2 separate regions of the Homo sapiens genome follow, and region 2 is linked to region 1. A link is a contact called in ENCODE Hi-C data. All regions are on one chromosome and are shown on one strand. The core of a region is the stretch at or near the end of the contact, and the rest is flanking DNA. Distances in the headings are between cores, read along the strand shown.

The links. Hi-C counts contacts between places; a loop is a spot of excess contacts on that map. Pooled maps may share reads with other maps.
Region 2: a loop to region 1 is called in a map of naive thymus-derived CD4-positive, alpha-beta T cell, with 13 times the contacts of the local background. The contact joins two enhancer-like sites. A Hi-C loop is called at or near these places in 2 of 168 maps with a recorded cell type or tissue (CD4-positive, alpha-beta memory T cell and naive thymus-derived CD4-positive, alpha-beta T cell), 1 of 37 single-sample maps with no recorded cell type and 8 of 50 pooled maps.

Annotation. Positions count from the first base shown.
Region 1 is chr1:200,096,829-200,103,576 of GRCh38, reverse strand. The region is part of intron 5 of NR5A2 (nuclear receptor subfamily 5 group A member 2); the gene reads right to left. It overlaps LOC107985244 (a long non-coding RNA gene), which reads left to right. Exons shown (of 3, transcript XR_001738358.2): 3 at 2,246-2,295. Among named protein-coding and RNA genes, the nearest start is that of NR5A2, 72 kb to the right of the region's middle. Within about 2 kb of position 4,301, at least 2 of the 41 ENCODE cell types and tissues checked have a DNase peak (open chromatin) inside an H3K27ac peak, as active enhancers do.
Region 2 is chr1:200,304,598-200,311,345 of GRCh38, reverse strand. No RefSeq gene overlaps it. Among named protein-coding and RNA genes, the nearest start is that of LINC00862, 66 kb to the left of the region's middle. Within about 2 kb of position 3,730, at least 2 of the 41 ENCODE cell types and tissues checked have a DNase peak (open chromatin) inside an H3K27ac peak, as active enhancers do.

The DNA.
Region 1 (6,748 bases), core at 3,052-5,551:
TTCCCATGTCAACTTCAGCTCTTATTACATCCTAGTTCTTTGGTAAGCATTGCCTCTTTGCTGTAGGCATCTTTCTTATGACTTGTTACTTCTACTACCACTATTGGGAAACCCTTACATTGTACTCTCAGGCACTGTCCTAAAAGCTTTACATGCAGGCCAGGCACGGTGGCTCACATCCGTAATTACAGCACTTTGGGAGGCCAAGGCGGGTGGATCAGGTCAGGAGTTTGAGACCGGCCTGGCCAACATGGTGAAATCCCCTCTCTACCAAAAATACAAAAAATTAGCCCAGCGTGGTGGCATGTGCCTGTAATCCCAGCTACTTGGGAGGCTGAGGCAGGAGAATTGCTTGAACCTGGGAAGCAGAGGTTGCAGTGAGCCGAGACCACTCCATTGCACTCCAGCCTGGGTGACAGAGTGAGACTCCAACTCAAAAAAAAAAAAAAAAAAAGAGTTTTACATGCATGAACTCATTTAATCTTCACAACAACTCAATGAAGCAGAACTTATTATAATCCTCATTTTACCAATGAGGAAACTGAGGTAGAAAAGTTAAGTAACTTTCCAAATGTCACACAGCAAATAAGCAGCAGAGCCAATATCTGAAGAGTTCATGGTCCTAGCAACAAGGCATATAGCATTATACCTTACCTAAAATATCCATCAATGCATTGAGAAACCATTCTAAAAGGCGCCTCCTTCAGGAAGTCTTCCCTGATCAACTCCATCCCATACTATCATTCCTATATTCATGTAACCTTTTGTAATATGTTAACCTGCATTAATGGATTTGGATTGTGCAAAATTCTTAGAGTAAGCGGTTCAAAACTTGAGTGCATATAGACTGAAAATTAAATTGTACAAAATAAGCTTTCATTGTCTTGGGGCCAGATTTTGGGAACTTCATAAATTGGGAATGGGAGTAAAGGGAAGTAAAATTGGAAGTAAAGCAGAGGTAGGGGTGGAGTTTAGTGGCTGTCATTCTGCTGACATCCTTAATCTCCATGGAAGCAGGGCCTCCTCGGTCCTGCCCAACGTTCACATGTTTAGGTGTAAAGTGAACGAATAGCACAGCAGTTGGGAAATGAACATGATAGCTGTCAGCAGAAGGGGTAGACAGAAAGCAAAACAGGCTGGTCCTCTGCTTCTTGAACAGCTCAATCCAGAGTCACTCAGTACAGGAAGTCAGAGGCCTAGACTTCAGGAACCGCTAAAGAAACCACTCTGTAACCTAGGGTCCAACAGTGAGCATTCACAACCATGACAAGTCATTGGGAACAGGCTTATCAAATCCTCTGTTTAAAAAGTCATGGAATGGTGCGATTTGTATTAGAGAGTCTTTATCAAAAATTTTAAAAATTCTTTCAAAGTGCAATGTTTCCAAAGTTAAGTTTCATTCATCCAGAACATCCATCCGCATGGTATACACGATATACCTAGTCCCCAGGGATGTTAAATGTAACACTACTTTATATAAAGATATGCTAGTGTCACTTATTAAATGTCAGGTTTTTCATTTATATAACTGTGAGGTAATTACATAAGTGAGTGACATCTTTGAGGTTTACAGTATTGTATGTAAATGTTAAACAGCACTGTGAAGAAACATATAATCACCAGGGTATATAATGTAACTTAGTCTGCTTCTTTTGCATAGAATTATAGCTACATTCTCAGAATTTATCAAACCAAAGGACAAAGTTTGGCCAGCTTTTATTCTTCCTCTTAACCACGTTTCAAAAAGCTTCTTGTTGAAATATCAATTAATTACAAACTAATGATAAGTTCATCATATCTGGGGACTCAGGAATTTTGTCACCGCAGTCCTGGTAGACTTTTCTGTTTCTTAAGTTTCCATATATAGCCACATATAATTTATATGATCTGATTAAGGTGAGCACTAACAGGTAATGGGACTATTTTTGAAAGTGGCTTATGGAATCAATCACATTCCATTGCTTCAAAGTCAAAGCATGTACACATGTTAAGATAGAGGAGGAAAAGGAGGTCTCTGCCACTCCTGGGTTAGCTTTCCCATACTTCCCTTAAGAGTTGTGCTCAACATGATGATTCAGCTAGTGCAGTAGGGTGACTCTTTCATGAAGTTGCAAAGTAAAGAACATAGCAATTCGTGTATTGACAAACTTCATAGCCTACCTAGCCCCTGATTTTTTGACACTGGTATGAAAAAGGATGATTTGTACAAGGGCATGTTTAACCTAGGAATCATTTATCTTCTCAGATTGTGGATATACTCCAATCAACAATAAAGCGAACAACATATATTAGTGCTGGGGACTCTCAAGACTTGAATGAATATAACACCTAGTTGTTATCCTCAAGGAACTTATAAATGAATTGGACCAACAAGACATAGCCCTGCAAAATACTTAGTGCATCAGGAAGCATACAAAGTATTACACTCTGTGGAATCAATAATTCAACAGTAAATATCTGTATGTATGCATATATAGATATGGATAATGTCACATCCTTAAGAAAAGATTTGGAAGCAGTTTACATGTGAGATGAATAAACTCACATATAAGATGAATGGGATAAATGAAGACATGAGGATAAAGGGAAATAAAGGCAGGAAAATAAGTCAAAGCCAAGGATCAGGATCAGCCCCAAAATAAGCTCCATAAGGGTTGTTTCAGTTGTTGGAAATGAGCCACAATTTGGTTCCTTGTAGCCAGAGCCCATTACTGACATGATTTCTTTTTGTACATGAGATAACAATCAAAGCACTTTTTTGCAAAACATCTTCTCCTACTACTGGACTCCTGAGCAAAATTTGTGGGTTTTTCCAAGACAGAGAATTCCAGATTATGTAAACAGGGCTCTAACAATATCCCCACAGTAGATACAATATTTAGCCTCACAGAGAGTGTTCTTTTGAATGCCCTCAGTGTACGCTGATGGCAATGTTAAGAAGAGCCAAGACGATTTGGTCCTAGAGCACAACTTTCTAATGGTCTGTTTTATTACAAAGATAAACCAAGACAACACAGACATGGAGAGAATGCATATATTTTAGGCTCCATTATAGCAGATGCCAGGGCTGCTAAACACTATAAGGAAATGCATAGCTTTGGAGCTCAGAGACCTGGGCACCCATCTTGGTATTCTCACTAACCAGGTAACTTTGGGCAAAGAACTAAAACTTAACAGACACCCTATTAAAAACACCACATAGCAGACATCCTGTTAAAAATACTTAAACTGAAATCCAAATAAATAAATAAATAAAGGCAAAATATGAAAGATGCTAAATGAAGTACGAAGGAAAATATTTCAGGTGATGCAAAATGTTCATGAACTAGAAAAGAAATATTTTAAAGTAGATTAATGAGAAATATTTTCCAGTGCCTTCTCTTTCTGGGTATTGTTTCATTTATGACCACTACCTGTTTCCTGTTCTCCAGTTTAGAAATCTCTTATGTATAATTAAAGCAATGTTCTCACATGTCTAACCTGGCAGATAATATTCAAGTAATAAAAACAGAATCCTTCTCAGCTTGATATATTTTCCTCTGGGTTGCTTGGAATGTCAAGAAGGCAGTTGTGAATATGATGGTCATTTTTCTAATAGCATAATGAGGTTATGTTTGTAATTCTCATTTTCCAGACACCGCCTTAAAGGCAACAATGCCATCAGCCAAAAAAGAATTCCAGGTGTGGCCAGGCGCGGTGGCTCATGCCTGTAATCTCAGCACTTTGGGAGGCCGAGGTGGGTGGATCACGAGGTCAGGAGATCAGGATCATCCTGGCTAACACGGTGAAACTCCGTCTCTACTAAAAATACAAAAATTAGCCGGGCATGGTGGCACGTGCCTGTAGTCCCAGCTATTTGGGAGGCTGAGGCAGGAGAATCACTTGAACCTGGGAGGCAGAGGTTGCAGTGAGCTGAGATAGCGCCACTGCACTCCAGCCCGGGCGACAGAGCAAGATTCCATCTCAAAAAATAAAATAAAATAAAAGAAATCCAGGTGTGCAGCAGACCCATCATCTGGATATCAGTGATTATGGCATAAATTAAGGAAGATTTTGGTTGCCCTCCAGCTTGTAAAATAGATGCACAATGAAGGTCCTTGGCATAGTAGGATTAAGAAGAAAGGGAGAAGGTGAGGGATATTCCAGAGGGCATGCTCCGTGGCTCCCTTGAGGTCATTTAATGCAACTTCTTCCTTCATAGGTTGCTTTACAAAGCCAGGAAAAAAAAAAAAAGGCTTATAGAGGCTAAAATGTCCTTGGGTCCTTTTTGGCTGGCTGCTTCCATCAGGCAGTTGGCCAAAGAAAGGAGAAAAGAATTCGAGTGGCCTAAATATTACTCACCAAAAGTACAACCGAAATTAGGGCAGAGGTAAAGGAGAGGTCCCTAAGGACTGTTCAGTGATGGGAATTCTCTGGGTACAAAGGCTCCTGGGAGAATTCCTCTGCTCAGTTCCCCAGGGACAAGTAGAGGACTTGTCCCTTCACACAATTTAAATGTCCCCTTAATGTCACAGTGCTAAGTGTACAGTCAGTCTATGCCTTCAGAGATTCCCAGAAATGGATTCATAGAAAGTAGTAGCAATTGAAGATGGAGCTCCAACAGTCGAAGTTTGGCCCTAAACTACAGAAAGATTAAGTCTAGGTAAACAACAATTTTTGCTTTGTTAAAAATTTCTAGATAGTGTAGAATATTTAGTGGGAAATATTTATGCCAGTGCCCTAAACATAGCATGCTAAGAGTAATAGGTCCTATCTAGTTTTCTGTCTTTGACACTGTGAATGGTCTACCCTTTCATTACCTGGACTGGGGACACCCCCATCCTGTTACATGCTGAATCACACCCTGGTACTAGGCTCACCGCAGGTGCTTAATTAATATTTGCTGAATCAATGCTGAAAGTATCTGATAGCTACATTTCGTTCAACTACATCATTTTATAGAAGAGGAAACTCAGGCTAGGTGGGCTGTGGTTTATATAAGGCTACTCAGGTGCCAGAAACAGGATGGGAATCCAGGTGTTCTGAATCCAAGCCCAGTGCTCTTTCACTATGCCTCTTTCATATAAGAGTAAAGAACAATCTTCCTATTTTTTTCTGTAAGTTATTTTTTTAAAATATAATATTGCCCAGTTTCTTTCCTGCAAAGAAATACATTAATGATAATTTGATTTCTCTATTTCAAATGTAAAGAAATTTGTGATTTGGGAAATGAAGTCCTTTGGAAGTTTACAAAATACAAAACCATAGATACCAAATGATAGAACCTTGGAATTATCTGGACATAAAATCTAGATAGACACTCCTTCCGATTTGGGGGAAAAACAAGAGAAAGTGATTCTGTTTGGGAGATGAACTGAGGCCTAGCATTTATTCTGGGTCTCAGTCCCAGAAGACTCAGAGGTGAAGTTGTCAGTGGCCCCTCTTACAATTGCTTACAGCTCGGCAGGGTGGAGTATGGGCACCCACTCCCACTAGATAGCTTAAATCTCAAAAGGAGGGACATGGAAACATCATTTACAACATTGTAAGGCACAAGTTTTGACAAATATTTTAGTTTCCTTGTCCTGGCCAGTTAAACAGGGGAAAACATTCTACACAAGCTGCAAGGTAATGATTTTGAAATCAGAATCACATTAGCTAGATTTTTAGCAAAACCACACCTAGCTCTTTTGCACTGTCTGAAGAGGGTGTGTCTTATGGCATATTTCTTATTACCTCTACTTTCATATTCTTCCTATTCTAGATTAAAGGAGAAGAATATGCAGGCTATGATACTATACTGCCTTTCCCATTCCCACCCAACATACACACCGCCTACACACTCCCTTCCTAAGACGTCAGCATTGCCCTGTTGAATCTGTCCCCATGAGGCAAGGACTCTGTAGGTCAGTCCCAAGACAATCCCTTTATGTCTTCCATATTTCTAGATAGCCTTTCCTTTACTCACTGTTAGTAATCTCTACAACTATTGGGTTTATATCTGAATATAATGATGAAAGATAGCATATCAAGATCTGTAAGAAGTTATGCATAGCACAGCCATCCTGATATACAAAATATAAGTTCCCCAAAGGTGGCTGAGAAGTGAAAGATAAAGTATTGAATTTCTTTTTCCCAATTATTCTCATCATAAAATGGGAGAAATACTCTTTGTATTAAAGGAATGCATTTCTAACAGAGGTGAGTGACGAAGGGAGTTCTTTTGTCTCCCTTGTAAGAAGGGAGAGAGACAGAACTGTATCCCTTCCCATTGCCTTTGGATTTCACACAGTAGGAATAATATTCTGGAGAGGAGGAGTGGCAATAAAAAGAAAAAAAGAAGAAATAATATTCTGACAAAGGTTTATTTTAAAAAAAGAAATAATACCCAATTTAAGTGTTGATCTTGTGTGTGTTTTATTTGAAATATGAATCACAGAGAAAATGGGTTTGATATTTATAGAAAGAAATCGTTTACATTTTCCATGAGCATGCACTGTTCTTTGAGGGAAAGCATTTTTCAGAGAAAGAAGAATTGTGTTTCTAGAGGTATTCTCATGGCTTCTCACACACATAATTACTCATGCATGCAGGTCATGCTTCGCTTAATGATGGGGACATGTTCTGAGAAATGCATCATTAGGTGATTTCATCCTTGTGTGAACAGCAGAGAGTGAACCTACACAAACCTAGATGGTAGCACCTACCATGAACCTAGGCTATATGGAATAGTCTATCGCTCCTGGGCTACAAACCTGTACAGCATGTT
Region 2 (6,748 bases), core at 2,481-4,980, 210 kb before region 1:
TTACTCAGCAAGACATCAGAGCAAGAGTGGGGACCAAAAGCAGATGCTACCTTCATGAAACTTATAGATAAATCAGAGAGATAGATATTATTCAAATAATAACGTCAGTAATGATAAAATTTCAATATGAGCAAGAGGTGCAAGGTGCTAAGAAAGCTCACAATAGAGAAATTGGGCCTAGTAAGAAAAAACTTCCTTGAGAAAATAGTATCTGAAGCTGGGATCTGAAAGATGAGTAAGAGTTAACCAACTAAATGGGAGCAGAATTTGTGCTTTACAGCCCTTGTGACAAGAGGGAGAGTTGAGGCTGAGGAACTGAAAGAAGGTCATTTTGATACTAGGAAGAGATGAATGCTACACGAAGTCAAACCATGTAGGAAGAGTTTGTGGGCTATGGAAAGGAATTTATTGTTTGTCTCAAGATCAATAGAAAGCAATTGAAATATTTTCGATGTGGGAAGGGTGGCATGGTTTGGGTTTCACATCACTCCTCTTGCTGCAACATGGAAAATGGATTTGAGATAGACCTGGGGTGGATGCAGAGAGCTGGGCTATGGGCCAACTGCATGAACTCTGGTGAGATATGATGGAGTTCAAACCAGAGGGTGACAGTGGAGGTGGGGAGAAATAGACAAATCCAAGAGATACGTGGCATGCAAAATCCACAAAGCTTGTTGATGGGTTAGATGTGGGGAGACGCAGATGGCCCCTGGGTTGGTTTCTGGGGCTGGATGATGGTGGTGCCATCTCCTGTGATGGGGACACTGGCAAAAGACCTTGGTGGTTTTTGTTCTGACTCTGGACAAGTAGAGTTTGGAGTTGTTTTTTTTTGAGATGGAGTCTTGCTCTGTCACCTAGGCTGGAGTGCAGTGGTGCGATCTCGGCTTGCTGCAAACTCCGCCCCCTGGGTTCAAGTGATTCTCCTTCTTAGGCTCCTGAGTAGCTGGGATTACAGGTGCCTGACACCACCCCTGGCTAATTTCTTTTTGCATTTTTAGTAGAGACGGGGTTTCACCATGTGGGTCAGGCTGGTCTCGATCTCCTGACCTCAGGTGATCCGTCTGTCTCGGCCTCCCAAAGTGCTGGGATTACAGGTGTGAGCCACCATGCCTGGCAATTTTTGTATTTTTAGTAGAGATAGGGTTTCGTCATATTGGCCAGGCTGGACTCAAACTCCTGACCTCAGGTGATCTGCCCACCTTGGCCTCCCAAAGTGCTGGGATTACAGGCGTGAGACACCGTGCCTGGCCCCATCTCAGTCTCTTGAGTAACCAGGACTATAGGTGTGTGTTACCATGCCTAGTGAATTTTTGTAGAGAACAGGGTCTCGCCATGTTGCTGAGGCTGGCCTCAAGTGATCCTACCGCCTCGGCCTCCCAAAGTGCTGGGATCACGGGTGTGAGCTACCACGCCCGGCCCATTTTATTACTTGTATAGTACCACTTTGTGTTTATGAACAAATGCATTTAAAATCATCTTTTGGAACAAACTGTGTCACTAAAGAAACGGCTACTCTACTGTGAGTATAACTGCTTCTAAAATACCGATTTATAGACAGACTTGAATAAGCCATCATTCATTCTTTGTATGATTAATTTATAAAATGCAGAGTTTCTATTAATGGAAAAGCAAACTCAAGCATCACGTGGATAATATCAATAATATGCATTTGTAATTACGTACTGTAGATAACTCTAGAAGCTACATTTTATTATGTTAATAAAACGTAAAAACTCCTGAAGCAACCCAGACTGGGCAGCAGCAACACTATTAGGGCTCGCTGCTTCATCAGTTAGGAGTCTGTTCAATTGTTCTTAGCTGGTAGTAACACTCACAGGGCACTGAGAAACCTTTTTTCTCCCATAAAATAATGATGATCTACTTTCCAAGATAAAATATTGCATGTTGATGGAATAATATGAGAGTTATGAGAGTAGCAGCAAAGATAAAAATGAAACTTAATGAGGACAAAAAGGAGGATGGGAGAACTGCTTGTTCCTCTAGGCAGACCAAGTGACCAGGTTCTGTCACTGTACATGTAAAAAAATTGTTTATTCTGTTAACATGCAGCAGATATTTGGGAGAACTCATAAAGAGAGTGCTAATTTTATGAAAGGGAAGTGTAAGGGGTTTCAAGTGTTACTGGGCTAATACCTTGGTCACACTGACAGGCAAAAGGAACAGTGTGTTGGATGAACTGGACCAATCGATATCTCTTTAGGTATCTGCCAATCATGCCATTAGAGTGGAAGACTGCATGGATTAGTTCAAGCAGTTTCTCAGATGCTCCAACGACTCAGCCAGACACTTTTCCCTAGGTAGGAAATGGGAAGAATGACTTCATTTTGGGGAGAATGAGGAGGCCTCCAGATTTGGAGAGCACTGGGATATGCTCTCCCATTGATACCTTTAAACAAACCTAGCCAGTTCAAATATAAGCATTTTAAGTAGAGATATTAAGATTCTGGGTCTTGACCAGGCACAGTGGCTCACGCCTGTAATCCCAGCACTTTGGGAGGCTGAGGCAGGCAGATCACGAGGTCAGAAGTTCAAGACCAGCCTGGCCAACATGGTGAAACCCCGTCTCTACTAAAAATACAAAAATTAGCTGGTCATGGTCATGCATGCGTGTAATCACAGCTACTCAAGAGGCTGAGGCAGGAGAATTGCTTGAACCGGGACCCCAGAGGCAGAGGTTGCAGTGAGCCAAGATCACGCCACTGCACTCCAGCCTGGGCTACAGAGTGAGACTCTGTCTCAAAAAAAAAAAAAACACAAAAAACACACACACACACACAAAACAGATTCTGGGTCTTAATATGGCTGATGACAATAAAATGTCTCAAGATAGATGTATTTGTTTAATGGTATATATTATGTGCCATTAGTAATTCTTAGTGATGAAATTAAGCCTGTGCTTAAATCTTAAACAAGTCAAGCATCCGTCCTTAAAACACTTGGAGGCAGCTGACAGCTCTGTGTAACCTGTGCTGCAAAAATATTCATAGGAACACAGAAGACATTTCTATAAGCTAAACAAATAAACAGACCACGTGCAGCAGACCCACCGAGTTACTTGATCCAAAACTCAACTGCCAGAGGATTTAACATATCAACAATAGAGGTGTCAAAAGCATAATGTTTCTGTTGGAAATACCACCCAGAATTCCCAGAGAGCCTTTCCAATTGATTAACTTTGAAACAAAATCCAAACATTCTTGGCTGCAGGGAAAAGTTTATCGGTTTTTTTTTCCCCCAACACACTACTAATTTTGAACTAAAAATCATTTGATGTCAAAATTTTTCTTCTGAATAAGATGCTATTGGTATCTTATATTCTAACCATCCTCCCAGAATGTCCAGTTTCTTCCATTTTACAGAATTTTTGTCACAACACGAAAAATGAGGTTGCTCTGCTGAATTTGTAGTATAGAAAGTGGGACATGGATGGGCTTCAAGACGTCCAAATTTATCTACAAAAAACTATTGTGTATGTGTTTTTTTTTTCTGGAGAGAGGATTCAGGCTTTCATAATATTCTGCAGGCTGTGAGCTCCTCTTTCCCCATTTAAGAAGCATTCATGGGCCCTAACATAAATACAATAGGAATATAATTTGCAGCAAGAATTCTCCTTTCCTCTCCCTGAGATGTATTTCCTTATAAGGCCGAGAGGTGGCAGCATAAACACCAGCCTGTAGCAGCCCCATTTTCCTGACGGTGGAAAACTTTTAAAGGTGAAATTTATCTATGTGAGATCCTGTCAATAACCTTGATTTGGCTTGGATAGATTGTGGACATAATGTCCCATCAAACTGCCCTAAAATATTCGTAGAGGAGTAGCGTGAGATTGAATCAGCAGTCCTGGACTTTGAGGTCACAAAAATTGAAAGACAACGTTTTGTTAGAAGTTGAGCACCATGGAGAGAAAAGCACAGAGCTTGATTATTGGTTGACTCAGAGGCATTTACATATTCCATATCAAATCAAATATAATTTCTTGAGTGGCGATTAGTATTTTATTTTACTACATAGTATCATTGTTTAAATAGTATATAAGTTACCCTAAGAGATTACTTATTCTGAATAGGAAAATACTTTTGTTTCTTGGAACCAACAGCCAAAAGATCTCTTTCAGTTCTTGTCCTTAGGTGACTGAGAATAACAGAAAAAGGAAGTTGTTTTGCACATGTAGATTCTGTGGATTTTTATTTTGATAATTAAGTATCACTTTCATTTCCTGTGAAAGTATGAGAAGCATGGATGCAGAGGCATGCTACAATTTTTATGCACACTGGATAGTTTTTTTCTTCTTTAAACATGTCTAGCCAATTCAAATATGAGAATTTTACGTAGCTGGTCAGGCACGGTGGCTCACACCTGTAATCCCAGTACTTTGGGGAGTTGAGGTGGGCAGATCACTTGAAGTCAGGAGTTAGAGACCAGCCTGGCCAACAAGTTGAAACCCCATCTCTAATAAAATTACAAAAATTAGCCAGGCGTGGTGGTATATGCCTGCAGTCTTAGCTACTTGGGAGGCTGAGGCAGGAGAATCACTTGAACCCGGGAGGCGGAGGTTGTAGTGAGCCAAGATCGCACCACTGCACTCCAGCCTGGGCGACAGAGCAAGACTCTGTCTCAAAAAAAAAAAAAAAAAGAAAAAAAAGAATTTTAAGTAGCAGACTCTAGGTCTTAATATGGTTTATGATTGTAAATGTCTCAGGATAGACTCATTTGTTTAATGGGGTATATGATGTGATGCTAGTAATTCTTAGTGATGAAATTAAGCCTGTGTTTAAATCTTAAAGAAGTCAAACATCCAACTTTAAAATAATTATAGCTGGGCATTGTGGCTATATCCCAGCACTTTGGGAGGCCAAGGCAGGTGTATCACAAGGTCAGGGGATTGAGACCATCCTGGCTAACACGGTGAAATCCCGTCTCTACTGAAAATACAAAAAATTAGTAGAGTGTGGTGGCACACGCCTTTAGTCCCAGCTACTCGGGAGGCTGAGGCAGAATTGCTTGAACCCAGGAGCCGGAGGCTGCAGTGAATTGAGATCATGGCACTGCACTTTAGCGTGGGCGACAGCGAGACTCTGTCTCAAAAACAAACAAAACAATCACTAGATGGGCTTAGATGAGACAGATTTTGCCTATTATTTGTATTCCTTTAGAAAGTTTCCATAAAATTCATAATTATTAGGTAACAGAAAGCATGTATGCACACACAACTTCACAGTTTCAGGCTATTCTATGTGGGAGAAGATGATAGATATGAAGGGCCTGGTGGCATTTGACAAACAGAAGCAATGCAAATTTTGTGGGTGGAATACAATTTGAGAACTATTTGCCAGCTTGTTTTGGTTCATTTTTCATAGTCCAGTTCAATCTGTGAAGTTCCCTTGAAATGTAAGATAATCTCCTGGGGTGAAACAGGAACAAAGTGTTTGCATTATGAGTCCAGCTTCTCTCAGATAATTAGTAACTTTAGAAGGGCCATCAGTTGATCAATTAATTAATCAATCAATTATTACTTATTTGGACATCTATTTATTATCTAGTTCTCTGCTAAGTGTTGTGAGGAATATGGGAGAAATTTAATGCATAATCTCATACTTGCATCCATGTTACCTTCTGTGCCTTCATATGTGGGGTAGGGAGAAGGAAGTGTGCTATAGGAAGCCATGGATAGGCAGGGGTGTCAAACGGCAATTTTTTAGGTGTTTTAACATAAACACTTCTGCCGGGTGCAGTGGCTCGCGCCTGTAATCCCAGCACTTTGGGAGGCTGAGGCGGGCTGATATCTTAAGGCCAGGAGTTCGAGACCAGCATGGCCAACATGGTGAAACCCCGTCTCTACTAAAAATACACAAATTAGCCTGGCGTGGTGGCATGTGCCTGTAATCCCAGCTACTCGGAAGGCTAAGACAGGAGAATCACTTGAACCCGGGAGGTGGAGGCTGCAGTGAGCCGAGATTGCACCATTACACTCCAGCATGGGTGACAGAGCGAGACTCCATCTCAAACAAAAAAACAAAAAAACATAAACACTTCTGTCTCACTTTCTGAAGAACCTCTCCGATTGAGAAGGACTAAATGCAGCCCTTTTCATTTGCCTATTCCCCCTCTTCCTATTAGTCCAGGTGCCTGACATACCTGGAGTTCCTTTTATAAAATGTTTTCGTTAAATAAAAATTAGTCCAGATGGGTCACAGTTTGAACAGTCCTTAGACTACTAGCTTGACTGTCTTGTTCTCAAGGGTAATGTTTGTGTGTACTTTTTCTCCGTTAGCTCTGCCTCAAGGGAAAGAAAGCACATATAAGGCTTGTCAAACATGCAGTTCTTCTGGCAGCTTAGAGCCTGCTGGGGTGCATGGTTGTTTTTGGGGGGCAAGGGTGGGGCTCAAGTAATAGTAGAATAGGTTTGGACTGGGTGGCCCTTTCTTCTGAGCCTTGAATCTACTTCCAATGCTGCAGGAATCTATACCTAGGGGACTACTTTTAAATACTCCAGGTGTGTTGGGGCTAATGGGGAAGCTGACTCAACCAAGATAAACTGTACCACACTTTGGGTTATAGCTCCCATGGGGGAAAAAGGGGTATTTCTGGAAGCTTTTTATTTAGTATAGTTTCAGAATTCTGACATGATGTCTACCCTTCCAGTTATTTAAAACATTTTTATTTTTTTTTTTAGCAAAATGACTTTATAAAATTCACAAATAGCAATTAGAGCCAGCTTCTTCTTAAT